Regions from separate parts of the Homo sapiens genome. Here region 2 is linked to region 1. A link is a contact called in ENCODE Hi-C or POLR2A ChIA-PET data. All regions are on one chromosome and are shown on one strand. Each heading gives the region's core, a stretch centred on a gene start or an enhancer-like site at or near the end of the contact. The rest is flanking DNA. Distances are from core to core; before and after follow the strand shown. Region 1 holds the start of TRAF5 (TNF receptor associated factor 5). Region 2 holds the start of LPGAT1 (lysophosphatidylglycerol acyltransferase 1).

Region 1 (5,773 bases), core at 2,579-5,078:
GAGCAGCGCAGCAGGTGCACGGTGCCGAGTGAGGAGCGAGTGCAAGAGCTGTCCACTCTTTACAGAAGCTTGTCAGTGAAAGAAAGAGAAGAGGGACTGGGGAAACATGGAGTCTTCTTACTAACAGAAAACTCAGCTTGTGGGGGAGGGAAGAAGTCTGTGGGAGGGAGGCAGGGAGGGAACCTGCCTCAGAGGGAGGAGGAGAGAGCTGACTTGGGAGTGTACGTGGAAAAGGTACTCTCGCCTTGTTCTGGAGGAGAGCACTTTCTCCTTGAGAGAAAAAAAAAAAAAGCCATGGAAAAAAATTCAGGAATGTTCTGAATTGGTAAGGAGGGAAGTTGATGGAGCCTGTGGTGTCAAGAAATGAGACATGGGGCTCTGCTGAAAGTAAGTGAGATATCCTGGGAGGGCACTCACTGGGCTCTGTCACTTAATACTGGGTCTCTAAGACCTGCACATCACACGGATACTGCACAGTGTACAGACCATTTGCATGTATACTGCTTTTGCTACAGCACGATCCAAGCATGCACCACCACCTGCCTCCAGGTACAAATATGCAAAATGTGCTCACCACTGTCACTGTAAACAGACTGAGTTCCTCTGTCAGGACTAATGAGTACTTTCACTTTTATCTCCTGCCTGGTCCTCCAAGCCACTTTCTCACAAGATAGGACTTGCTGGAGGCCATATGGGTCAAGGCTGCTGAGTGATCCTTCAAATAAAGCTTTCCTCTGGGCAAGGCAACAAATTCATGCTGGCCCACTCCTGGGTGGTGGCAGCGGCAGCAGCAGCAGAGGCCTGCCAGCTCTGAGGACTCCCTCTGCCCTGCAGCGTGTTCTCCTCTGCCCCAACACACACAGATACTCACTTGCTACACCTCTGCTGGAGCTAGAACTCCTATCCAGAATCCCAGAAAAAGCCACAACCTGGGCAGAAAAAAGCTCTTCAGAGACTGAGTCAGACACTGACCCCTGATCAGTGACAAAGGTGTCAGGCAGCTTTTGATGACTGTCTCGCTGGTTCTCTCATCCTCCTCCTGCCCAGAATCCTGGCTTCCTTTAATTAAGATACTATGGGAAAAACACAGGAATTGGAGAAAGAAGACTTGGGATTAGGTCCTGCCCCATCCCTACATGCTGTGAGGTCTTTCAAATCACTTCTGAGCCTCAGCTTGCAACCAGGTAAAGTGGAAGGAATAGCATGTGCCTCTCCCTTCTCCTGAGGAGGTAGTGAGAAGTTAATCAGATGAGATGGGCTTCTCGTAAGCTGTACAGTGTTATTCTAATTTCTGGATTTAAGCAAGTCCTGCTGGGAGCTCAACCTCTCTCTGCCAAGCCTACCCAGCACTTGTTCCTGGCAGCTCAGACCCCAAGGGAGACGTACCCTGAATGAATTCAATTCGATTCAGCAAACATCTGTTTAGGCCTACTCTATGCCAGGTTCCAAGACACACATGAAAACAGACAAGGGTCTTGCCCGGAGTTTGCCTGGCTAGGCAGAGCTAACAGAGTGGATGTCTGTTCTTGTGGTGGTTAGGCCAGAGTCTCCAGCAGAACTTGCTCCATGTTGCTGGGGACAGACCACAGAGGCATTATCAGAATCTGGGTCCCCTTGCTGACCCCTCAGACGGAGGAAGAGGTGGGCAGATATGGCTCTCTGAGAAGCCAGGGTGAGGGGCCTGGAGCAGGGGAACAAGACACCTCAATGCTCTGATCCTGGTCCAGCAGTGGAGCTCAGGGAGCTATTTACCGCCTCAGTGCTTCACCCTCACAATCTGAGAGATGTAGAGAATAAGCCTGCTCTAACTCATGAGGGCGTCATGGAGGACGAAATGAGAACAAAACGACAAGAACAAAGAGAAAATGCTTTGCAAAGGAACGAGCTTTACAAACAAATAATTATTTTTCCTTCAAGGTCCTCCCCAGTAAAGCTGAGCTAATCAGAGGAGGTTTGTCTAAGTACTGAGGTGCCTTTCCCACTGCAAGCCTAACAAGACTGACTCTGAGGCATCTAGCTCCCCGACTGTGCAAATCATCCCCACTGAAACATCCCAGTCCCTATCGTCAGGACGTTCAGTGGACGGCAGCTCTTTTCCACACTCTTTCCATCGCCCTACTACCCAAGTCCAGCGGGCTTGCTGCTGACAGAGGGAAATACCACCATCCTACCCTGCCCGTCACAACAGGCCTCTCAGCCCAGAGGCCGTGGGAGAAGTCGCCTTCTCCATCACTTCCCATGTTCCAGATGCTGGCTCAGACACTTTCTCCTGCCTCTGTCCAGGAGCCAGGGATCTGAGAGGTGATCCATTCCATAGAGTTACAACAAAAACAGTAACTGTAACAAAATCAAAAACCTTTACAGAAGCTAGGCGTTTTCCACTTCCATCTTACATCCATCGTTCCTGCAGCAATTTCTGTCTTTCTAGTTCAAATTAGAGTTAGGGATGGAAGTGTTTCCACCCAAACCATCAATTACATTAACACCCCTGTTTTCAGCTTTGTGAGTACATAAGGCAGAGCAGCTGCACTGGGATTTGAGAGTTCCTAGCCCAGCCTTTTGCTGCCTAAAATTATCTCGCACACACCCAAAACTGTTCTATTTCCAGAAATGGTTCAACTAATTTCTTTGCATCTCAGGTCTTCCAGAGCCCTTTTAAAATGCAAGTATCTCTGGAGGAAATAACCATATTCCACTGGCCCCAGCCCAGTTCTCACACAGCACCTGCCCAATAAATATTTACAGAATTAAACTGGTTACCAGATGCCTATCCTCACAGGAGGTGGGTCAGAGCCCAAGGCTATGGAGGGTGGGGGCTGCAGGGGCAGCCCTGGCAGGGAGCCTCGCCTGGTTTCACCAACCTCAATGCTCGCCTGAGGCAGCTCTGCCTGCCACAGCGAGATAACTGAGTTCTCATGAAAGTAAATCTGAAATACCCAAATATGGAAACTTAGCAGAAGGAGGCCGAATGAGCAGAGAAAGTCGGCCAGCCAGAGTGGCCCAGTGGGACCCGCAGCAAGAGCGTGGCCCCGAAAATTCTCAGAACCACCAAGACCCTGCAGAACAGGAACAAAGTGGAGACCATCTGGTACGGAGAACTCAGAATCTGCGAATTCTCTGGGTGCCTCTGGGCAACTCCTTCCACCTCTCGGAGCTTTGGTTTGCGTCAAGGTTCCTTAGAGCTCGCCTTCTGGGGGAGGGGGGTAGCTGCTTTCTAAAGGAAGACGCGCAAACGAACAGCTGGTAGAGGCTTCCATTCCTTGCAATCCTGAAGTTTCATTCTGGAGTTGCTTTGATTGGAAAGCCCTGCAAAGGTGGAGAGGGTGCCTTCGGGTGCGGAAGGGGGCCAGGGCCTGGTTTGCAGTGCGGATGTGCGGGACGTGCCTGAAAGTCCTCCCCGCCAGTGCACCCCGACGGAACCTGGCCCCTCCGGTCCACAGCCGCCCTCTGGACCAGCTCCCCAGCTTTGGACCCCCAGTCTCCGCCCTCGCCACACCTCTCCCCGGCTAAGAAACCCGCTCCGCACCGCTCCCGCTGTCCCCGGGCCGTCGGCGGTCACCTGCCCCGCCGGTCTCCCGCAAGCCCGGGCCCCTCCGCCTCCCCCGGCCCAGCCGCCGCCTCGCGCCCTCCCCGCCGGTCGGGGACCGGCCGGACGCCAGCAGGCGCTTTCGGTTTCAAAGTAACTGGGACGAGATGAAAAGCGCTCGTCGGTGTCCCCACCCCGGCCCTTCCGTCGCGAGGGTGCCCAGGGCGGCGACCCGCCGGACTCACGTGGGGCTCGGCGCGCGGGCTCCGCGAGGCCGGTCTGCAGGCGCGGCTGCTGCTCCTGGCTGCGGCCGGCGGCGGCGGCGAAGCGGAGGCGAGGCCTGGGGCGGGGCCGGGGCGCGGGCGGAGGGGCGCGGGCGGGCGCAGGGGAAGAGCGGACGCGCAGGAAGGGGTCGGGAGGAGGCTGAGACCGTCATCCAGGCGGTTGGAAAGCTAACCTACCCGCTTCAGAACCGTTAGTATCTACAAGTCCAGTCATCTGATTTCCCTCACGTGCGTCTGAATTGTGGCCGTCTTGCTCTTCCGTCAGGCACAACAAGGCTCAGCCCGTCCTCTCCTGTGTTGACCCATTTGCTCAAGGCCTTGCTTGAGATCTGGCTCAAATCAGTCCTTCCTGGACTTTCCTTCAGGGTAGCACAAATTTGCCAGCCCTCCTCTTGCTGTTGGCCTAACACCAGCAATCTCTGAGAGTTGTAGAGCTCCCCGGTTGGCTTCCCAAACATCTCCTGTGGTCCTCAAAACAAGCTGGTGAAGTAGGCCTGGTCATCCCCATTTTACAGATGAGCTGTCTGAGGGCCAGAGCAGCAACGTGGAGTGACGTACCCAAGGTTAGACACGCTCAGCAAGCTCTGCAGCTGGAACTTGAATCCAGGTCTGCTGTCTGCCTGTCTCTCTCCCTCTCTCTCTCTCTATACGTATTTTTTATTTTATTTTATTTTTTGAGACGGAGTCTCGCTCTCACGCCAGGCTGGAGTGCGGTGACGCGATCTCGGCTCACTGCAACCCTGGCCTCCCAGGTTCAAGCAATTCTCCTGCCTCAGCCTCCCGAGTAGCTGGGATTACAAGCATGTGCCACCACGCCGGGCTAATTTTTGTACTTTTAGTAGAGACGGGGTTTCACCATGTTGGTCAGGCTGGTCTCATCTCTTGACCTTGTGATCCGCCTGCCTTGCCCTCCCAACAGGCGTGAGCCACCGCGCTTGGCCTGCGCACTCTTAGATACGGGCTCTTTCTTACAATATATTCTCTCCAAGGGCAATACATTCTATATAAATGAAATGGACCAAAATTCCAATTCTATCTAGATCCTTTACTTTCAGTTAGGCCACCGTGGGAAAAGTACTTAACTGCTCTGAGTTTCAGTTACCGTCCTCGTCAATAAAAGGGGAGAATAATACACACCTTGGGAGTCAAAAACTCAGATGTGCACAGGAGCTCGGCAGGAAACATACAGGAGGGAGGCAGAGGTTGTGGTCATGGAGAAAGGAGGGAGGCGCTGGTGCACTAAAGAGCAGGTGGAGGATCTAGTGGAGCAGCCACCACCCAGTGCCAGCCTATTGTTACCTGATCTCTTATTTCTCCAAAGAGCCAGAAATCCAGATCCAAACCTTTTTTGGTTGGTGAGTTAGATGAACCGCTCCGTGGGGGAGAGGCACTGGTGGGTGTTGCTTTGGGACTGTAGATCTGTCTCATAATCTTCTCATGAGAATTAAATGAGATGGCACTCCTGTACGCCTAACACAGAGTAGGTGCTTAGTGAACCCAAGTTCTCCTTCCTGTTCTGCCATACACTATACTTTCCCTCTCTTTTTGTGGGTGTGTATTTTTTGAGAGAGGTTCTCACTCTGTCACCCAGGCTGGAGTGCAGGGGCATGATCACAGCTCACTGCAGGCTGGATCTCCTGGGCTCAAGTAATTCTGCCGCTTCAGCCCCCAGAGTAGCTGGGACTACAGGCACACACCACTACGCCCACCTCCCCCAGCTCCTTTTTTTTTTTTTTTTTTTTTGAAGAGATGGAGACTTACTATGTTGCCCAGGCTGGTCTCAAACTCCTGGGTTTAAGCGATCCTCCCACCTCGACCTCCCAAAGTGCTGGGATTAAATGTGCAAGCCACTACGTCCCACCCGCTTTCTCTTACCATTGCCTGCTTCTTGCCTCTCTTCTCATTACTTCCAAGCATAATAAAGTTGATACTGTTTTTTAGAAGTTATATCTCCTTTCACTGG
Region 2 (6,298 bases), core at 3,799-6,298, 500 kb before region 1:
AAATATATATATATATATATATATATATATATATTTGTGGGGAAATTCAGAAACTTAGGTACTTAGGAGATAAAAGTTTCCAGAAGTTAGGGGCTTGCTGTCAATGATAGGACTTGAAGTTACAACATGAAAGAAAGCTTGAGATGTGAGATTCAGTGGTCTCCTGGAGATGCAGGTGAGGACAGAGGAACAGGGTAGAAATCAGGGCAAATAGCTTAATCTCCCCATTTGTACAACGTGGGTAACAATACGGTCCTTTTAAAGTCATTGTGGGTTAGGTGCGGTGGCTCATGCCTGTAATCCCAGAACTTTGGGAGGCTGAGGCAGGTGGATCTCCTGAGTTCAGGTGTTCAAGTCCAGCCTGGGCAACATGGCAAAACCCTGTCTCTACAAAAAATACAAAAAAATTAGCTGGCCGTGGTGGCATGCATCTGTAGTCCCAGCTACTTGGGAGGCTGAAGTGGGAGGATTGCTTGAGACTGGGAGGTGGAGGTTGCAGTGAGCCGGAGATCAGGCCACGGCACTCCAGTATGGGAGACAGAGCGAGATCCTGTCTCAAAAAAAAAAAAAAAGTCATCGTGAAGATTAAATGAATTAATGTATGTAAAGCACCAAGAACATGGCCTGGATTGTTGAAAGTGATCAATAAGTGCCAGTGATTATTATTATTTTAACGTAATATTTTGAATCTTATGTTATGAAAATGCAAGTTTAAATCTGAACTATGTCTTTTTTTTTGAATTTGCTTTTTTTTGGCATTTTAAAATTCTATTCTAAATGTTAGGATTCTTTTTTTTTTTTTAATACTTTAAGTTTTAGGGTACATGTGCACAACGTGCAGGTTTGTTACATATGTATACATATGCCATGTTGCTGTGCTGCACCCATTAACTCATCATTTAGCATTAGGTATATCTCCTAATGCTATCCCTCCCCGCTCCCCCCACCCCACAACAGTCCCCAGTGTGTGATGTTCCCCTTCTTGTGTCCATGTGTTCTCATTGTTCAATTCCCACCTATGAGTGAGTGAACTATGTCTTATTCATAGGTGTACTATGTGATTTTATAGGTTCTGTGAGTAGAAGAACTTGCCAAAATATCCTTCTCCAAAACATCTTACAAATATACTCATCCATTACAATACCTGATAATCTGCCAGCAGAAATACATTAAGGCTTTGGGGGTTTTAGTTTCTGTATAAAATACTAATGCTTTAGGAAGAGAGTTCTCTCTTCCATTTTTTAGCCATAAGCCCCTTGTCATGGATTAGCTGACCACACCAGGAAGGGGAGATAAGGATTGAGCCAAGGAAACATAACATTGGACAGGTGAGAAAGAAGGTTCTAGCTTAGAGTATTATCTGTTTGGGGAGCAGGGGGAGGCCTCATGTGGAGTCTTCAGGGCCCTTTGGAAACTAGGGATAATTTTAGCCTTAAGAAGGGAAAAGAGAAGCTAGCCGAACAGGAGAGGAGCATGGAGGAGACACAATTGTTTACTTTATAGTATTGTTTAGGGTCAATCATGTTAATAAAAAGAATTGCTGAAATGGCTGAGAGTTGCAGTCAAGTCTGGAGGATTTTTTTTTTCTTTGAGACAGAGTCTTGCTCTGTCGCCCAGGCTAAAGTACAGTGGCATGATCTAGGCTTACTGCAACCTCTGTCTCCCAGGTTCAAGCAATTCTCGTGCCTCAACCTCCCGAGTAGCTGGGATTACAGGCGGGTGCCATAACGCTCGGCTAATTTTTGTATTTTTAGTAGAGGCAGGTTTTCGTCATGTTGGCCAGGCTGGTCTCAAACTCCTGACCTCAAGTGATCTGCCTGACTCAGCCTCCCAACGTGTTGGGATTACAGGTGTGAGCCACCACACTCAGCCAAGTGTGGATGATTTGGCTCACCCTATCTGAAAAATTTTAAGGTTATAAGCCCTGGAGCATTTTATATAAAATAATTATTGACATGAATATAGAAGAGAACATCCATATATATTTCCATTTTTTGTTTGAAGTTAAAGCTGACAACAGTCAGAATGCATGACTCTTTTGGGCTGCTGATTTCAAGCCTGCAACTGTTTCCTAGCAATGTAGGGGGCCTGTGCCAAGTCATTGAAGGTTATTGCTGGTAGGGTTTCTCCCTAGACAGGAAATAGTTCACTGGAGCTTTAGTGCAGAAACCAACACAGGTAGGTAAAATGTTTTTATAATTGCCACTAGGAAAAAGAGAGGGCCCAGGGGGTACTCTTCTGCCCAAGGGAACCTCTCCCTGGTTATAACCTAATTTGTTGTGTGTATGTGGACTAGATGGGTGGAATTCAACCTTCTAAGGTATTGTGGTTATATTGCTTTCAAATGACTGGCGATTCCAAGAAATGTAAGAAATCCTCTTTCTTTTTCAAAGGACCATTCTCTTGTGGTTCAAATGTGGGCTTTTGAAACAGAAACAATAATGTCTGTGGCTATAGGGTGGGGTCTGTTCATTTCCCTCTTTTCTCTATTGGAGTGTACATGAAGGTGTTGAAATTGTTGGCTTCATGTTTGTGTTTTGATAAAGATGGCTCTAAGGTAGCAGGATAGGGGACTAGAAGCTAACTAGTCATTGAAGAAGATCCTTGTTTTCCACAGAACAGTCTACCCTGGAGAACTGGCTGTTCCAATCTTCCTGTTACAGTCATTCAGAGCATTCATACATCTCTCTGTCCATGGTGCAATAAAATAGGCTATGGAACAATCTCAGGAGGCTTCCTAAGTGGTTGAAAGGAGGCAGGGCAAAAAAATTGTAGTATAGGCAAGAGGAAGGTAAAACTAACTAAAACGAACTTCGAAATGCAAGAAATAAACACAAGCATCATCTGAAATTGTTCCCTTAAGAAGTCAGCCCTAACAGTTTCTTATCTATTATAGCAGCTGAATTATCTTGAAACTGATATTGTGGTCAGAAAGTTAAGAAGATAACCCCTCTCCTACACTCTTGGCACAAAACCAGGGCATATCTATACCTGGAACATAATGTGTTGTACTGTTGGTTGAGTTTCAAGAAAAGTCCAATGAGGTTGGAAGCAGTTAATATGAGGATATCTGAAAAGATCAAGGAGATTAGGTATTCCCTACTCCTTCCATAAGGAGGTACTGAAATGGCAGAATTCTGCAATGAGAGATGGTGATCAGCAAGCCGAGGGGACAGGCCTCAGAAGAAACCAGACCTCCCCACACTTTGATCTCTGATCTTGGCCTTCAGAACTTCGAGAAAATAAGTTTCTGTTGTTTAAGCCACCCAGTTTGCAGTATTTTGTTATGGCAGCTCTAGCTGACTAACACACATGAGAACACATATGATCAAATGATTTAAAATTATGAAGGGTCTAGAAGAGAATGTGATCATCTCAGAATACCTCTAAGTCAGGGTTTCTTAAAGCAAGGTCTGCATACTACTTGCATCAGAATCACCTATGACGCTTTTTAAAAAGCAGGTTCTCAGGTCCACTGGACCTAGATTATTAAAATGTTCTGGTATGATGCTGAAGAATCTGTCTCTTTGGTAGACACTTCAAGTGTTGTTTTTGTACACTAAAGAGCCAGAGGTCCTGCCCAACCTCTGGCTCTTTTCTGAGCCTGAAAATGAATTCTGGGCCTGGTACTAATTGCATTTCATCAAGTGCTGCTGTGTCTGGTCCTCTGGCAGATGGTCCCTGATCCAGGAATCACGTGTAAATCCCATTGTAGGTTATCTCTCTCCAGGTGTCAGCCAACGTTTACGCAGCATGTGGGAAAGCTGAATTGCATGGACCAGATGGAATCCTTAGAGTTTATTCTTGATTGTGGAAATAAATATGTACCTCACCTATCTTACTGAAGAATATAATGACATATTTTGAATAATAAAGTATATATATTATCTCTCTCATGAGATTTATTTAAAGATCTTACTACCTTGTCAATAAAGAGAGAATGCAAGGAATAGAATGGGGCATATCTTTCCTTCACCTGTGGACCTAAGAGGAACTGAAATTAGAGAAAGTTGAGAGTCCAGAGCAAACGCTGTGATGAACATTTTCAAAATAGGCAGAATAGGTGGCATTCTGATTCAAATATGGCAGTTCCCTAGGGAGTGTGAAATCTGCCCTGCCCCATCCCCTCCATTTACAAATGTGCTTAAGGGACATAAGGTTTTATAAACAGGATTTTTAAAAACTAAAATTTAGGCAGATCATTTAAGAATGCTCAAGGGGGTAGGTCAATGGACTATTTCTCTATTTTCCTTCAGGTGGTCCAGCCTTTGAACCAGAATGCAGCTATAGTATCCCAAGTGACGGGGTCTGTCTAGGAGTTCCCATGGCCACTGTTTTTTGTCTTTTCGGTTTTTCTTTTTATGGCGGGCGGGGGAGGGCGGGCGGGTGAGTACTTACTTAATGCCAGGCACTTGGTTGTTTTTTCCTTCTTGACTAACCAGATTTCAGTTTCTCTGTGTAGACCATTCATTCCCACTGAGTTTCTTGGTGGGGTGGTGGGGGCGGGGGCGATGAATGGGAAAGTGGAATTGCCATTAATGTTCCAGCTGCTTTCCTGAAACAAGACTTTTGACCGTAAAAAGAATGAATTTGAAACTCTAGACAATAATACACTGCAGAGGTTAAGAAGAAAAGCCATGAGTGCAACCGGGTTTCATTAAGAATGAAAAGTGGACATTTAGCCGTCAAGGAGACAGGTTCCTAGTTTGGGCAGAGAAGAGAGCCCTAACAATGAAAGGCGGCCGTGTTGGCTGAAAGGGGGCTCTCAACTGAAACCAAGGCACTCCTGGGGTGTGAGGATGGGTGTTCATTCCTAGATCTTTCCGAGCGGCCCTTTCCCTCAGTATGTTCTGGACTCACTGAGGTCCTGGCCGAGCGTCCAGGTAGCCCCGAGGGCCCCGACTCGCTGGCGCAGGGGTAGGGGGAGCGGGCCAGGCGGGGCAAGCGGGCCAGGCAGCGGCGGCGGCGCTTTCATTAGAGGGCGCTGTGGGAGCGGCTCCGCCGCAGTCCCGACTCCCGCCGCTTCCTCCCGCCGCCCCTCCCCGCCAGTCCGGGCGAACGCGGCCGGGCCCTTGGGGACCGAGTCTCGGCGCCGCCGGGGAACGGGCGCGGGCCGCGCCACAGCCGGAGCGGGGCAGGGCCCCGCCACCGCCTTCTTCCGCCGGCCCCGCCGCCGGCCATGCATTCTTCCGGCTCCTCTGACTCCCAAAGCCCCGGCTGGGGCCCGGCCAGCCCGAGGTAACCTCCGGCTCCGCGGTCGCAGGCCCCAGAGCGGCAGCGGAGCCGGGCCAGGGGAGGCGCTGGGGGCGGGGAAGGGGGTGTCGTCGTCGCGTGGCCCGGGGAGGCGGCAGCGGCCTGAGGGACGAGGGCGCGGTAGGCCCCGGGGAGGAGGCGGGGGCGCGGGGCATCCGCCCGCCTCCCCGGGACCCGCCCGGGTGACAGGTCCGGCCTCTGAGTCCCCGCCGTCCCTCTGTCCGCAGGCAGCCGCGAGGGGAGTAGGGCGCCAGCGCGCCCGCTCGCGCAGCGCCTCGGGCCGCTTGGGCCGCCACCGCGTCCATGACCGCGACCCCTCGGCGGGGGACACCCGCCCCCGCTCTCCGCAGCCGCCCGCCGTCCGCGCCCGCCGAGGTGAGCCCGGCGCGCGGGCCGCGCCCGCCGCCACGACCCTTCCACATCCGCGGAAACCGCTGCAGGCTCCACCGGCTCCCCGCGCTGCGGTCGCCTCTTCTCTGCCCCTTTCATCATCCCCTGCTTCCTTGCCCTCTGGTCGGAAATCTCATTCTCTTCATCCCCAGTTCCTTGGCTTTTACCTCTTTCTGGCTTTTGCTCCCTTCCCCCTACTCCTGTCCTTCCTCTTTTTCGCATTATAACCCCCTACTTTCTTCCTCTCACCTTGTAAGCTTTTTTTCTAGGCCCCCCATTTTTTTTCTTAAAAAAAAAAGGGAAACAAAAACCCTATTGCTACAAATGAGAATTTTGAGGGTAACTCTTCGCTAGAGCCAGAGACCTTTTAAAGGAATGCATCGGTGTGCAGGAATCGTGGTGGTGAGGAGACTGAGGTCCTCAGTATCTGGGAAATCTTATTGAGGGGACCCTGTTTCGGTCATGTCACTTGTGTCTTCAGTTTGGAGATCCTGAGGTTGTCTGAAGCGAGTGGATCTATTTTTCTAAGTCCAATAGACGACCGCAGTGAGACACGGTGCGGGGACGGCCACCGATTACTGAATGGGAATTGTGTTATCATTTGCTAAATATATTGTGACATACTTCGTGCCTCGGTGAACAGCTCCCTTGACCT

Evidence for each region. A loop is a pair of places that touch in the nucleus more often than their neighbours do. ChIA-PET counts read pairs that join two places held with the same protein, here RNA polymerase II (POLR2A). Pooled maps may share reads with other maps.
Region 2: a map of naive thymus-derived CD4-positive, alpha-beta T cell shows a loop between it and region 1 (4-fold over the local background). The contact joins the promoter of LPGAT1 here to the promoter of TRAF5 in region 1. A Hi-C loop is called at or near these places in 1 of 168 maps with a recorded cell type or tissue (naive thymus-derived CD4-positive, alpha-beta T cell) and 8 of 50 pooled maps. POLR2A ChIA-PET finds 5 or more read pairs at or near these places in 4 of 52 experiments (MCF 10A, OCI-LY7, Panc1 and 1 more).

What each region holds. Positions count from the first base shown.
Region 1 is chr1:211,324,888-211,330,660 of GRCh38, reverse strand. TRAF5 (TNF receptor associated factor 5) reads right to left here and starts at 3,828. Exons shown (of 11, transcript NM_001033910.3): 1 at 3,772-3,828. RefSeq lists enhancers at 341-400, 3,964-4,353, 4,623-5,124 and a silencer at 3,534-3,903.
Region 2 is chr1:211,829,513-211,835,810 of GRCh38, reverse strand. LPGAT1 (lysophosphatidylglycerol acyltransferase 1) reads left to right here and starts at 5,048. Exons shown (of 8, transcript NM_014873.3): 1 at 5,048-5,238. It overlaps LPGAT1-AS1 (LPGAT1 antisense RNA 1), which reads right to left and starts at 4,850. Exons shown (of 6, transcript NR_135820.1): 1 at 4,771-4,850; 2 at 4,399-4,555. RefSeq lists a silencer at 4,864-5,623.